2 separate regions of the Homo sapiens genome follow, and region 2 is linked to region 1. The links are chromatin loops, found by intact Hi-C in ENCODE. Cell type or tissue: Calu3. All regions are shown on one strand. Each heading gives the region's core, and the rest is flanking DNA. Links, peaks and the distances in the headings are about the cores only. Region 1 overlaps LPAR3 (lysophosphatidic acid receptor 3). Region 2 overlaps LPAR3 (lysophosphatidic acid receptor 3).

The links. A loop is a pair of places that touch in the nucleus more often than their neighbours do. Peaks named below come from ENCODE experiments on the same cell type or tissue, not always from the same donor. Only the 100,000 strongest peaks of a DNase experiment are listed, where the experiment ranks them.
Region 2: a loop joins it to region 1, with 2.5 times the contacts of the local background. A loop is called at or near these places in 8 of 110 quality-filtered maps.

Annotation. Positions count from the first base shown.
Region 1 is chr1:84,831,625-84,838,461 of GRCh38, forward strand. All of the region lies in intron 2 of LPAR3 (lysophosphatidic acid receptor 3), which reads right to left. Among named protein-coding and RNA genes, the nearest start is that of LPAR3, 58 kb to the right of the region's middle. In Calu3, for the core only: no CTCF peak of the experiment used is centred there; a DNase peak (open chromatin) is centred at 2,947.
Region 2 is chr1:84,879,464-84,886,300 of GRCh38, forward strand. The region is part of intron 1 of LPAR3 (lysophosphatidic acid receptor 3); the gene reads right to left. Among named protein-coding and RNA genes, the nearest start is that of LPAR3, 10 kb to the right of the region's middle. In Calu3, for the core only: no CTCF peak of the experiment used is centred there; no DNase peak of the experiment used is centred there.

The DNA of each region.
Region 1 (6,837 bases), core at 1,651-4,150:
CAAGTAACTTTTTAAATAGAGGATTCTTTCAAACTATGACATAATGTGGTTTCAATATATCTGATGTATCCAAATGTGGAAACCCATGGCCTGTAAGAAGAGCCTCACACTCTTCTGTTCTAGGTTATAATAAAACGTTCAAAATTAGAGGAGAACCCCTAGCTGCCCAGCCACCTGTGATAACAGTTTCTTTGGGTAAACTGTATCATATATATATATATAATATACATATATCATACATATATGATATACATATATATATATACACACATATGCACATACACACACATACTTTAAAGATACAGGCTTGCTTTATGTTATATATAGGTAATTCAGAGTCAATAAAATAGAATATTGGTAAAAACTCCCATTAGAGAAATGTTGAACATTCCAGACTCTTGGGTGGAAACCTAGTTCCCTATTAAGACATTGCTCCTACTGAAAATTTGACCGAACTGAGTTTCTATCATTTTCTTCTGGAAAGCATGCAGCAAGCTCAAATACAAGGACCACCTGCGCTAACAGTGCTGTACTGCCGATCCACCATGATCCCCCACGAAAGGGCAGTCACAGTTACAATCTGTGTTGTCAGCCATAAACAGGCCCCCTCCCCATCTAGGAACACTGATATAAAATTCTAATGTGCATTTTCTTGTTTCTTCCTACAATCATCAACTCATTTATGAATCTCTGTAATAAGTGTCGGGAAGTCAAGATGGTTTGAAAGACAATACCTTTCCTCCAAGTGTTTGCCCTCTAGTAAGTCAAAATGGGCACACACATAGAAATAACTGTCATAGGCAATAAATGACACATATTGTATAAATGGAATAGGCGAATGAGTCAGGAACTTAGAGAAGATATCACAGGTTGAGGTAATTGAAGACGACATGATAAAGAAGATAGGGTGTAGGGGCAGGGTCATGAAGGAGTTGCAGGAATTGAACTATTAGGGAAAAGGAGTATTCTCAATTTGTCCCTCTACCCCTCTGGCCAAATATGTAACATATAAATACACCAAACACCTTCGAGATCAGGCACCATCCCTTGGTGCCGTAGTAACAACAAGCTGGGTCACCTTCCAGTGCACGTTTCACCCAAAGAAACTGTTATCACAGGTGGCTGGGCAGCTAGGGGTTCTCCTCTAATTTTGAACGTTTTATTATAACCTAGAACAGAAGAGTGTGAGGCTCTTCTTACAGGCCATGGGTTTCCACATTTGGGTACATCAGATATATTGAAACCACATTATGTCACAGTTTGAAAGAATCCTCTATTTAAAAAGTTACTTGTACTATTTTAGTAGTCAAATGAGATGAGTAAGTCAAAATGTGTAAACAAAAATAAATATTTTGTAAATTGTTAATCAGTGAAGAAACTTCTAAACCACATAAATATAAAGGCTAAGAAAGATTAACGCTTAAATGGTTCTTTCTTTGAATTAGAGATCGTCTGCTTTGGTTCAGGATACAGGAGAAATCAAACACCCTAAGTTCAGTAATGGGAACGTGGTATACCATCTCTCTTAAACTGTGGAACTAAAGATATCATGACACTCAAATAACAAAAAGCTCACATTCATGTCCTTTAGACTTTCCTGCTGCCCCCTAGGAAAAACATTAAAACTTCCTGTTTCAAAATATTCCTTTTTATTTTCCTGAAACAAATGTGTTTATTATTGTAAACAATGACTCATTTGGCATTTTTACCTAATGATATAGACAAACTGAAAGATTTACTAGTTAGGTAAACTTGGGTAATACTCCCTAAGCCTTGTTTCCTCATCTGTAAAACAGAGACAATAAATCCCCCTCCTGGGATTGGTAAGGACTGAGCGAGAGAATGGATATAAGCCCTCCAGCATTGGGTCACCGTCATGATCATTAGCTTGCTTTATTACTCCAGGAAAGGCCTCGTGGGGTCTGATATTTGAAAACCTAGAACAGCATCGGTCAGAGGGGCAAATGGCACAGTGTTTTAGCAGCGTGGCTTCTAGAGCCAGACCGCTGGATTCAAATCCCAAATCTATCACTTCCTTATAGGTAACCTTAGGCAAGGTGTATTTAACCTGTTAGCCCACCTGTACCTCATTACCTTATCTGTCACACGGGGATAATAAGAACACCCAGCTGCAGGGGTGGCTGTAAGGGCTAAATGGCTTATGATACCTAAAGTGTCCAGAACAGTGCTTGGTGCAGAGTAAGCCTCTATCTGTCAGCCATTCTTGCTGTTGACACTGCTCTCCAGCTTTAAAGATGGTCAAACTCAAACTCAAGAGTCTGGGAAGAGCTGGAAAAAATGCTTAGACACGAGAGCTAAGTGAGATGCAGAAACTAGCTATTCTTTTCTAACTAATTCTGGAGGGGTGTTGACTTTTCAAAAAATAAATTTAGTCATTTAGAACAAAGCTGTCCAGATGGAGTTAAGTGAAAAAGACCTGCGTGGTAGAAGTAGTGTGCTGAGACTGAGCCATGCAGTGTGTCTCTATTAAAGCCTAGCCATGCTGCAAATATTTTTTAAAAATTTTCATGTCCACTTTCTCAACTAGATCATATAGGTATCAGGGATTGGGACTATATATTGGTACCATTTACTTTCATACTTCCAGTATGTAGCACAGTGCCTGTCATAAGGCAGGCATTTAATCAATATTTATTAATGAGTAAATGATCAAATGAGTGCATAAATGAACAATCTGAAGATACAGGTAGCTATTTCCCCAAGTGCAAGAAGACCTTTAAATACTAATAAGAGTAGAATTTGACCCTTAGGTAACCAGGTTGGAGACGATAGCAAATGAGAAGATAGATGAGCAGAAGTGATGTTACTATACCTGGAAAATCAACTTTACTGTTCCTATGGGTCCATTTTACTGAACAGAGGTTTTATTATGAATCACCTTGTTTGCTTGGCAATTCTAGTTAGTCCAGCCAAAGCAAATGTATTTCATGGGGCCTTTGGCAAGACTGCTTTCCTTTTCTTTGTATGTGTGTACAAGATGATTCATAACACATACCCATGTAATTGAAGTATTTAATGTTTGTGCCTAGCTAAAATGAGATCAGGTCATCAGCCCATTCTTATACAAAGTCTTAGCAATAAATCTCATAAACTGTTTTTTGGTAGAATCACAGACTCTGAGACTTGCAAGAATTCTTACAGGGTGCCTATCTATCCTCCCACTCTATGAAGGAATCCCCTAAATGGCACTACACACAAGGGTCATCAACATCTACTTAACACTTCCCACAAGGACTTCACCTCACTGCACCAGGCTGCCAGGTCCACTGCAGAGGAGCTCCGATTTTTAGAAAAGTCTTTTGACAATGAGTTAAAATATTCTTTCTGTAACTTCTACTTGGTCCTAGTTTTAACTTCCAGACCTCTGAAATAAAATTCCTTTTCCAGGTAACAATTCTTAAAATGTTTTAAGAGAATTGCTATGTCATTTCTTCTCTGGTGACACTCCCCCAATTCCTTCATCTGTTCTGGATCCTTCAAAACTCCAGTTACCTTCCTACAGGTGCTTACTACACTGACTAAATTCCTCTTAAAATGTGATGGCCAGAATTGGCCTTAAGATGCACCGTGGACTGATCTGTTTCCAAAGAAAGCAAAACAATTTGTTCTCCAACTCTGGATTCTACACCTTTGATTAACGTGCCTGCAACTGCATGTCCCTTTTTGGAGAACCACGTGGGCATGATGTAATCTACCCCACAGCATTTCTGGTTCATAGAAACCCTTAAGTCTTTTGTTTTCCTTGAACATGCACTGTTATCAAGAAGGTCTTACTCATCTTTGTGGAGTTGTGATTCGCAAATGTGTGTACGTGTGTGTACGTGTGTGTACGTGTGTGTGTTTTATCTAAACAATGAGCATATCTAGTCTCTTAAAATGCTGTTCTTGCTTGTTTTGGCATAACATTTGACTCTGTTGATGGCTATTTAGATCTGGAACCTCCTACTTAACCTATTAGCTATTCTTCCCACATATTTTGCCACTTACAAGCAATTTTTAAAATATCTTCTACAAGTCCAATATTACTATTTTGCTCAAAAAATATAGACCAAGTACAAATTTCTCTGGCACTCCTTGAGATTCTTGCTAGATTGACGTCAATCTTGTCTTAATCACCAAACTTCAGGTGTAACTGTTCAGTTATTGATGAATCTCCTAACTGTTCTAGCACCCTGCCCACACTTCTTGGTCAACAGAATATTGTGTCCAATTATCAAAGGCCTTCTGGACATCCATATACTACATACTTTCTAGAGCATTTTCTTTATTTAACTAGCAACCTTATCACGAAATGTAAACTGAGTTAATTTGTTTAATTTACCTGGTGTTGTATGAATATGAATGCCCCCCCAACCCCGGCCTTTTTTTTTTTTTTTTTTTTTTTTTTTACTTAGAAACCCATTCTACATGGCTGGGTGTGGTGGCTCACACCTGTAATCCCAGCACTTTGGGAGGCCAAGGCGGGCAAACTGCTTGAGCCCAGGAGTTCAAGACCAACCTGGGCAACATGGCAAAACTCTGTCTCTACAAAAAAATATAAAAATTGGCTGGGCATGGTGGCACACGCCTGTAGTTCCAGCTACTCAGGAGGCTGAGCTGGGAGGATTGCTTGAGCCCAGGAAGTCATGGCCTCAGTGAGTCATCATCGTAACACTGCACTCCAGCCTGGGCGATACAATGAGATCCTGTCTTTAAAAAAAAAAAAAAAAAAACCCATTCTGCAATTTTGCTGAGCATCTGTCATCAATCTGTCATCAAACATTAAAATAGTTAACCAATATAAATTCATGTCTAATATAAAACCACTCATGTATAAAATATTTCCAATCTTCTGAATGTGGTTAGAAAATGAAATTTAAAGTTCTACTGTTTAAAACTGACATGTTCCTTTCTTCTCAAATATACATACACTATGTCCTGGGGAAGGATAATAACATTTCATTTTCAATCAATTAGAATAACTTATTTGGAATTTAATTTAGAAAATTAGAACAAAATCTTAAAATCATAGTTCTCTCTGAAGCTGAGATGGCCTTTCAGGAAGACCAAAACAAAACGAAATGACAGTTCTCAAATTTAACAGTTATTTCTGTCCTTTCTACTTGCCTTATTTTATAGATGAGAAGACTAAGGCTAAGTAAATATTAGCAAATAATATAATGAAAGCTACTCTTATCCTGCAAATTAAAAGCCCTATATTATTTATTTTTGTTTTAAATGGATACATTGAATTGTACACATTTACTATTTACAATTGGATGTTTTGATACATATATACATTGTATAATGATCCAATCAGTGTAGTTAGTATACCCAAAAGCCTTATATTCTTAAGAAAAAAATAATTCTATCACTAAAGGAAAAAACCTTACTTTATCAATTTTTTTTTTTTTTTTTGAGACGGAGTCTCGCTCTGTTGCCCAGGCTGAAGTGCAATGGTGCAATGGCTCACTGCAACCTCCACCTCCTGCATTCAAGTGATTCTCCTGCCTTAGCCTCCTGAGTAGCTGGGACTACAGGCACGTGCCACCACACCCAGCTAGTTTTTTGCATTTTTAGTAGAGACAGGGTTTCACCATGTTAGCCAGGGTGGTCTCGATCTCCCAACCTTGTGATCCACTCACCTCAGCCTCCCAAAGTGCTGTGATTACAGGCGTAAGCCACCGCTCCTGGCTACTTTAATTTTTAAAAACCACACTTGATATAAATATCACACTTTAACTATTTAAAGAAAGAAAATTCCCCTAGGCTAATCCCACATAGCCAGCAGGTATGCTTCCCTGCAGGTTCTGAGCCAGTCTGGCGCCAGCAAGAATTTGGAGTCTTTTCCCACTATAGAAAAAAAACAAGACAACATCACCTCTGAGAGAGTCAACAGAGGAGTGTATACACTGCCAAACTTAAGGCAGAAGTTTCTCATTATAAAACATGGAAATACAGTGCATTAGCGAAGTCTTTATTATATATGTTATTACACCTACACACAAATAATATTCGTAAGTTTGTTGACACTGAAAAGAAAGTCTGAAATGCTAATAATGGTGGTAATGAGATAAAGAAACAGAAGGGCAGTAAGGCTAGAAGAGTTTCTGCAGGTTGTAATCAAACTTCACTTTCTTTTATATACCACTTCTTTTCTGGACCACTGCAAAATCAAAGGGCATATGGTTTCCATCTCTGAAAAGAAATGTATGTTCCTATTTGCACAAAACCAGGGTATCTGTTATTTGGAGCTAGAAGAAAAATGATACAATTCAGAAATGGTATCCTTAGATTATACATAATTCATTTCTAGGACATCTACTTGTGAAACATCCTGGGGTTGTTTAACTAGATGGCTCCTATGGTTCCTACTAGTATAAGGTGATGTGATTAAAACATCTCCTTAGAACACTAGAGCTCTGCAAAACACAGTTCTAGCATGTATTGGGGCATAAAGAGCACAGGCCAGCTCCTGGAGATACAAGCTGTACTCACCTCCCACAAAAGTAGTCCTTGGGAGTTGGGGACAAGCAGGGGATCCTTGCGGCAAAAGGTATCTGACGGTGAGGATCACTGTTGCCAACAGCCCTGTGCCAATACTCTAGCCACTAGCCTCTGTGCATGAATGCTAAGAAAACTGTGCCAGCCAGCATTGACACGGGGATCCATGGTGGATTCTTTCACAGATCACCCTCTTGCATGGTATACTCCACCATCTTCTCATGGTCCCATTCTCAAAGATTACAGACTGCGCTCATATATGGGCTACATGCTTTGAGTTACAGTGAACAGTATCACTGTACACCCAGTTGTCCAGGATAGAAATTTGGGTGT
Region 2 (6,837 bases), core at 1,705-4,204, 48 kb after region 1:
ACCATGCTCAGCTACTTTTTTGTATTTTTGGTAGAGACAGGGTTTCACCGTGTTAGCCAGGATGGTCTTAATCTCCTGGCCTCGTGATCCACCCACCTCGGCCTCCCAAAGTGATGGGATTATAAGCGTGAGCCACCACGCCCAGCCCACGTTTTCCTTTTCTTACAGAGTAATGGGCTTATAGCTGGGCACCAGGACGCCCAACTGTACACTCGGTTTTCCAGCCTCCTGGTACCTCCTTGCAGCTAGGGTGGCTGCGTGACTAAGTTCTTACCACTAGAATGTAAGCATAAATGAAGTGTGCTGCTGCCAGGTCAGCCCCAAAACAATGAAGGTGCCCTCCTCCATGCTCCTTTCCCTACCTGTAAGTTGGAACATAAACAGGCCTGTGATCCACTTTGAACACCCAGCAGGGAAAAGCCTTTGGGCAGCCTAAATCCACGTAGTCCATGGACTAGTTTCTATCAACAAGAAAATAAGTATAGAAATTGAAAATAAACACTCAGAAATGTTTATAGCAATTTAATTACTCTGATCTGATCAATCTGATCACTATATAGTACATGTATCAAAACATCACAATGTGCTGGGTGTGGTGGCTCATGCCTGTAATCCCAGCACTTTGGGAGGCCAAGGTGGGAGGATTGCCTGAGGTCGGGAGTTCGAGACCAGCCTGACCAACATGGAGAAACCCCATCTCTACTAAAAAGTACAAAATTAGCTGGGCGTGGTGGCACATGCCTGTAATGCCAGCTACTCGGGAGGCTGAGGCAGGAGAACTGCTTGAACAGAACCAGAACATGAGCTTGTTTTGGCTGCTCCTTGCAGCTTTTAGCAAGCGAGACAAGAAAGAGATGAGCTCAGGCAAGACTTTTTGCAAGTACGTAAGCAAAGGTGGAAAGGAATGGACAGTGTCCAGAAACGGAGGGCCTTGGAGAATCAGAAAAGTCAATTGCCCGTGTAGCTCCAAAGAGTAGAAAATAGTATTACCACTTGCAGCCTATCTCAAAGACCTCTCAGTAAACTGTTGCAAGGGACAATGCCAGGCAGGTCTGTAGTAATGATCAGAGTATGGGTGCATCTTCCCATCCAAGTCCATGCTGCAGAGGACCTCAGAGTACACACTACTGAAGAGAGGCAGAGAGATGAGCCAAGCATGCAAGCTGGAAAATAAGTCATGCTTAAGAGCTTGACCCAGAGTGGGATTTGGATGCGGTAACTGACCTGTGGAACTGACTAGCAGTCTATCAAGTTTATAAGGAATTGTAGTACCAGGGAAGCCACAGTTTGGCCCAGAAAGGCCCACGTTCATTCTCCCCCAAGGAGTACACACTTTCCACACCCTTCAAATGTGGCCACAGAGGGTACAGAAGAAGGAAGGACTTCCCAGGGGACAAAGACAAAGTCAAGGCTTCTGGGAGGCCCCACCCAGAGAGGGGAAGCATGGACCAACCATGGAACTGACTCCACTGCCAGGGCAGGGAGGTCTTAATAATTCCTGCCCAGCAGGGTTTCGTCATTTTTAGGCCCCTGTTACTTGTCTTCAATTCTTCTGAATGGGAAGTTTTATGGTGGTTTTCTTGTTTCTACTTGTCCACTGAATAGTGGATGTTTGTCAGAACAAAGAACAGAAAGGACATTTTAGAGTGAGTATTTAAAACAGAGGTTAGAGAAGGGATAGCCAGACCTGTGGAGTTCTGGGGTCACCTGCACGCTGAAGGAAAGCATGGCAGGTTGTGAGGCATGGTAGGGGCAGGATGGTGAGGGGAGGGAAGGGGAGGGGAAGCTTCAGAATCAGCTGGACCTGGGTCAGATGCAGGCGCATCACTTTTAGCAGTGGCTCTCACCTGGCACACTGCTGATCTGGCCAGAACCTTTTCCTTCTCTAAAACTGGCATAATCATGACAACTGTGTAGGATTGTTGGATGGACTAAATTAAAGCAATTATTTCTATAGTGCTTAAGGAAATGCTTAGTACACAGGATGCACTCAATAAATGGCAGACAGCACTTCCCAAGAAGGTTAGATAACTCAAAATTTCTAAAAAGTTTGGTGAAACATACAACTGGCATTCTGGGAGATTAACTGTTCATGCTCTAACACCTCAATTTAACAAGGAATGGTGACAAAATCATCCTGTAACTACACTAAAATAACTACAGTCCAAGAAAGAATGTCCCCCTGCCTGAGTATGGGCTCAGTGCTGCAGTGACTAAGCTTAAGACAGTACCACATTCACTCTGCTGTAGCTTGAAACAAAGCAGGGAGGCAGGATTGGAAAGGGGGAAGAGGAGGGAGAGGAGAAGAGAGGCAATGCAGTACAGCAGAAGAACACAGGATTTAGGTCCAAACACTAGCAGATAAGCAGGTGAGCCGAGTATTTAAAGAGCATGGCCCCCACAGCTAACATCATACTCAATGGTGAAAAACTGAAAGCTTTTGCTCCAAGATGAGGAACAAAGCAAGGATGCCCACTCTTATCACTGCTATTCGACATAGTATTGGAAGTCCCAGCCACAGCAATTAGGCAAGAAAAATAAATAAAAGTCATACAGATTGGAAACAAAGAAGTAAAATTATCTCCGTTCATCAACAACATGATCTTATATGAAGAAATCACCAAAGATGCCACCAAAACACCCATTAGAACTAATAAACTAATTCAGTAAAGTTGCAGGATACAAAATGCACATACAAAAATCAGTTGCATTTATTTCTATGCACTAACAACAAACAATCCAAAAAAGGAAATTATGAAAACAATTAAATTCACAATAGTATTAAAAAGAATAAAACCCTGACAAATAAACTTAATCAGAAAGGCAAAAGACTTATACACTGAAAACTATAAAACACTGATAAGGAAATTTTTAAAGACACAAATAGAGGTAAATACATTTCATGTTCATGAATCAGAAGACTTAATACTGTGAAAATGTCCATACTACCCAAAGCAATCTATAGATTCAATGCAATCCCTACAAAAATCTGAATGGCATTTTTTACAGAAATATTAAAAAATCCTAAAATTCATCTGGAACTACAAAGGACCCTGAATAGCTAAAACAATCATAAGAAAGAAGAACAAAGCTGGAGGCCTCACATTTCCTGATTTTAAAACATACTACAAAGCTATGTATGGTAGTATGGTACTGGCATAAAGTCCAACATATAGACCAGTGGAAAAGACTAGAGAGCCCAAAAATAAACCCACACATACATAATCAACGGATCTTTGACAAGGGTGCCAAGAATTCACAATGGAGAAAAGATAGTCTCTTCAACAAATGGTGCTATACATATGTAACAAACCTGCACGTTGTGCACATGTACCCTAGAACTTAAAGTATAATAATAAAAAAAAATGGTGCTAGAAAAAAATAGATACTCACATGCAAAAGGGCATGGCCCTGGAGATAGCCAGACTGAGTTTAAAGCCTTGCTTACCAACAAGTTAGTTATCTTCTCTATCTTAATTTCCTCATCTACAAAACGGGGATAATAAAGGTAACTTCCTCCTAAGGCTGTTAGGAGATTTAAAGGTGCTTAGACTAGCCCCTAACAAACAGTTCTAATTTAATTATTGTTATTATCAGTGGGATCTGAGAAATGGAGCCTCGATTTCCTTTTTTGTAAAAGGGAGATAAGATCTAACTTGTCAGGTTAGTGGGACAAAGTGAATGACGTAGCAAATGTAAAGCCCCAGTCCACTTCAAGGTCTAGAGGAGTCAGAGAAAGTCCACTGAGCTCCACGGTGAGCTTGTTCCCAAAAGGCTGGGGAAAAGGGACCCCAACAGAGAATATTGGGAAGAGGAGACCAAAGGAAGAATCCTTTCCCTCACACTGGGTGGGTCACCACAATAACACCCTAAAGCCAAAGCCTTCTCTCTTCTACCAATCTAGTCAGAGAGTCACTAGCTGGTGTTTTTCATTACCTTTTAGTCCCAGAGTCCCAGATGAATGTGTACAATCAGGAAAGAGGGGTTTAGCCAGCTGGGTTGAAAACCTAATGTTTAACATTCTTACTATGTTACCATACTTCCTCTAAACCACTCCTTCAGGATCTTGGAGTAATCCACCAAAACACATTCACTGATATACTAGTGAACAAATTTCAAAGTTTACATCTCTTTCCCCATTTGATCCCACAGTGAGATGGGCAGTTCAGCATTCTCCATTTTACAGAGAAGAAATGTAGAAATTGGGGACTGATTCACCCTGACCAGCCCTCATCCTTCTGGCCCAGGGATTTTTTTGTTTTTTTTTTTTTTAAACAATACTGACCACTGGAGCCTCTTTTTGGAAGCAGTCTCTGCCACCTGACCCCCAGAGAAATGTAAGACGTAGATTTGTTCTCCATAATGACATTAATGCCTTTTGCAAACATTTACTGAATCTAGAAGAAATATAATTGCAGAAAGTAAAAAGTTTCCTCTTCAAAGTTTCCCTTCTTGTTAAATAATAAATCATAAATGTTAGAAATAATAGTTTCTTTTAAAATTTTTCTTCAAGCCTCCTTGCTTTGTGCTAATAACTCTTTGTTAAGCATGTAGCTGTTGGACATGCTCACAGGCATGTTCCAGCTCACAGCCTATGCCCCTTTCTTATTTGGAAATGTTATTACTTCTTTAAATTTTTCAAAAGCAACTTCCTCTTTTCCTTTGTTCTCCCTTGCCTTTACCTATCTAAAAAAGTTTTAGGCTCTTAGCAAATCGGGTATCAGTTTAGACTGTGAGGTTCGGCTCCAGCCAGTGGATGCAGGACACAGCAGTGAGGACAACCCAAATGTGTAAGGGATAAATATGTCTGCTTTTCCTTTGTTTGGTGTACTCTCGTGGCAAGACTGCTGGTGAGTATACCCTTTCCGCAGAAAGTAAAAATTGCCTTGCTGAGAGAATTAAATTTATGTTCAAGCGCTATTTCTTTGTGGCACCGGGGAACAAGCATTTTGCATTTCTAACATAATGATTGTGGTAAATGTCAATAAAAATCTTGAAGCACATCTCTCCTTAGAGTTTTTGGTAAGAGTTTATGGAGGAAAATCTATATAATCAAATGAAAATATCACAGTAAAACTCTAAATGCATCATAGAAATTAGCAACCATTAGTCAGTTTGCCTGTTTCAGAGAAAGCTCAGAAGAAACTCAGTTTACCTCTACAATGTTAAATGATGTTAACACCTTCTCCTAAAGCATTTTACTTTCCCCATCAACAAAACAGAGTATATCAGCTGAAATAGGCCACAGACCTCATTGTCTGTCTGTACGAAACTGGGGCAAAAATGAACTCAGAAAGACAAGTAATAACCTGGTAGCAATCCATGGAAAGTTAACCTTGCTGACATTCCTCTTCACTTCCCTCTGTTGGATGTTCCTGGAATTTGCATTTGTGGAAAGTTGCATACTTGCAGTGAACAAGTTCCACTGGTCCTGTTGTAGTGGATTCCACCTAACCTTTTATTCCTCTCATCCCTGTCCAGCTAACGTTCTCTCACTGTTCAGCATATGTACGTCAAAGACAGAAGTGCATGAAGACATGTGTAAAGATGCAAAATTCCCCCAGGAAACTCATTATCTAGAGCAGCCAGGGCCAATCCTCTCCTCCTCCCAGGGATTCCTAGCAATATCTGGAGACATCTGCATCAGTCATGACTTGGGGGAGGGGGGTACTATTGGCATCTACCGGGCAGAGGCCAGGAATGCTGCTGCACACGCTACAATGCACAGGCCAGCTCTCCACAACAGAGAAGTATCCGGTCCAAAATGTCAGTGGTGCTAAGGTTGAGAAATCCTGACCTAGAGGGTGAGATGAGACATATAATACAGGGTTAAGTGTGGCAGAGCTGTAATAGAGCTAAAACTGGAGTGCTATCAGATTGATAACATTTAAACAAGCGGCTATTACTTGCCAACAAGTGTTGGCAAGAATGTGGGGAAAATAGTACCCTCATAACATGTTGGTGAGAATGTAAACTGATAGAACTTTGGGGGAAGGCAATTTGGCAATATCTAATGAGACTTTAAAATATATACACTATTCCTCTTTGCTTTCCTTCCATTCCTATTTTCTTTCTTCCTTTCCCTTCTCTTTTCTTCCTTCCCCAGAACACAGCAATCAGCATGTAGCTGGGAATGCAACGTGAGGCTGGGGAGTTTGGGGAGGTACATAGAGACATGAGCTATGGCTGGGAAGAGCTGTGAGCTAGAGGGACTGGAGACTGATGATTAAGCTACATAGAGACACAGGCTAGCAGGCCTGGCAGCCGAGGACAAGAGGCAGTGGCAAAGGTGGTGGACACAGAGGAGGCAGGATGACCTTCACATTTGTAAGACTGGTTACTGTATGCAAATAAGCAAAAATATTGAAGATAATGAGAGTCAGGTTTTCTAACTGCCAGAGAAGATATGTACAAACATATAAAGGGGGAAGAACAGAAAGCTCTTTGGGTGTTAGATTGAAATTGTAGGTATAAGTATGAATCATGATTTTATAATACACAGCCTAATATAGAAAAATTTATAAATGTGTGTACACATATACACATATATTTCCTAGCTCTGTCCTCTGAGAGATCTAGAAGCAATAATACCCCAGTAACAATGGGCACATCAACCTCCTATGTATTGGTGTCTAAATACAATTCTCATATTGCATATTAGATCTCAAGACTTATTCATCCTACATAACTGCAACTTCGTACCTTTTAATCTACATCTTCTGTTTTTCCCTGTTTCCACTAATGTACAACACAAGGACTACAGTTACTAATACTGTATTGAGGCTGAGCATGGTAGCTCATACCTGTAATCCCAGCACCTGGGATGCCAAGGCAGGA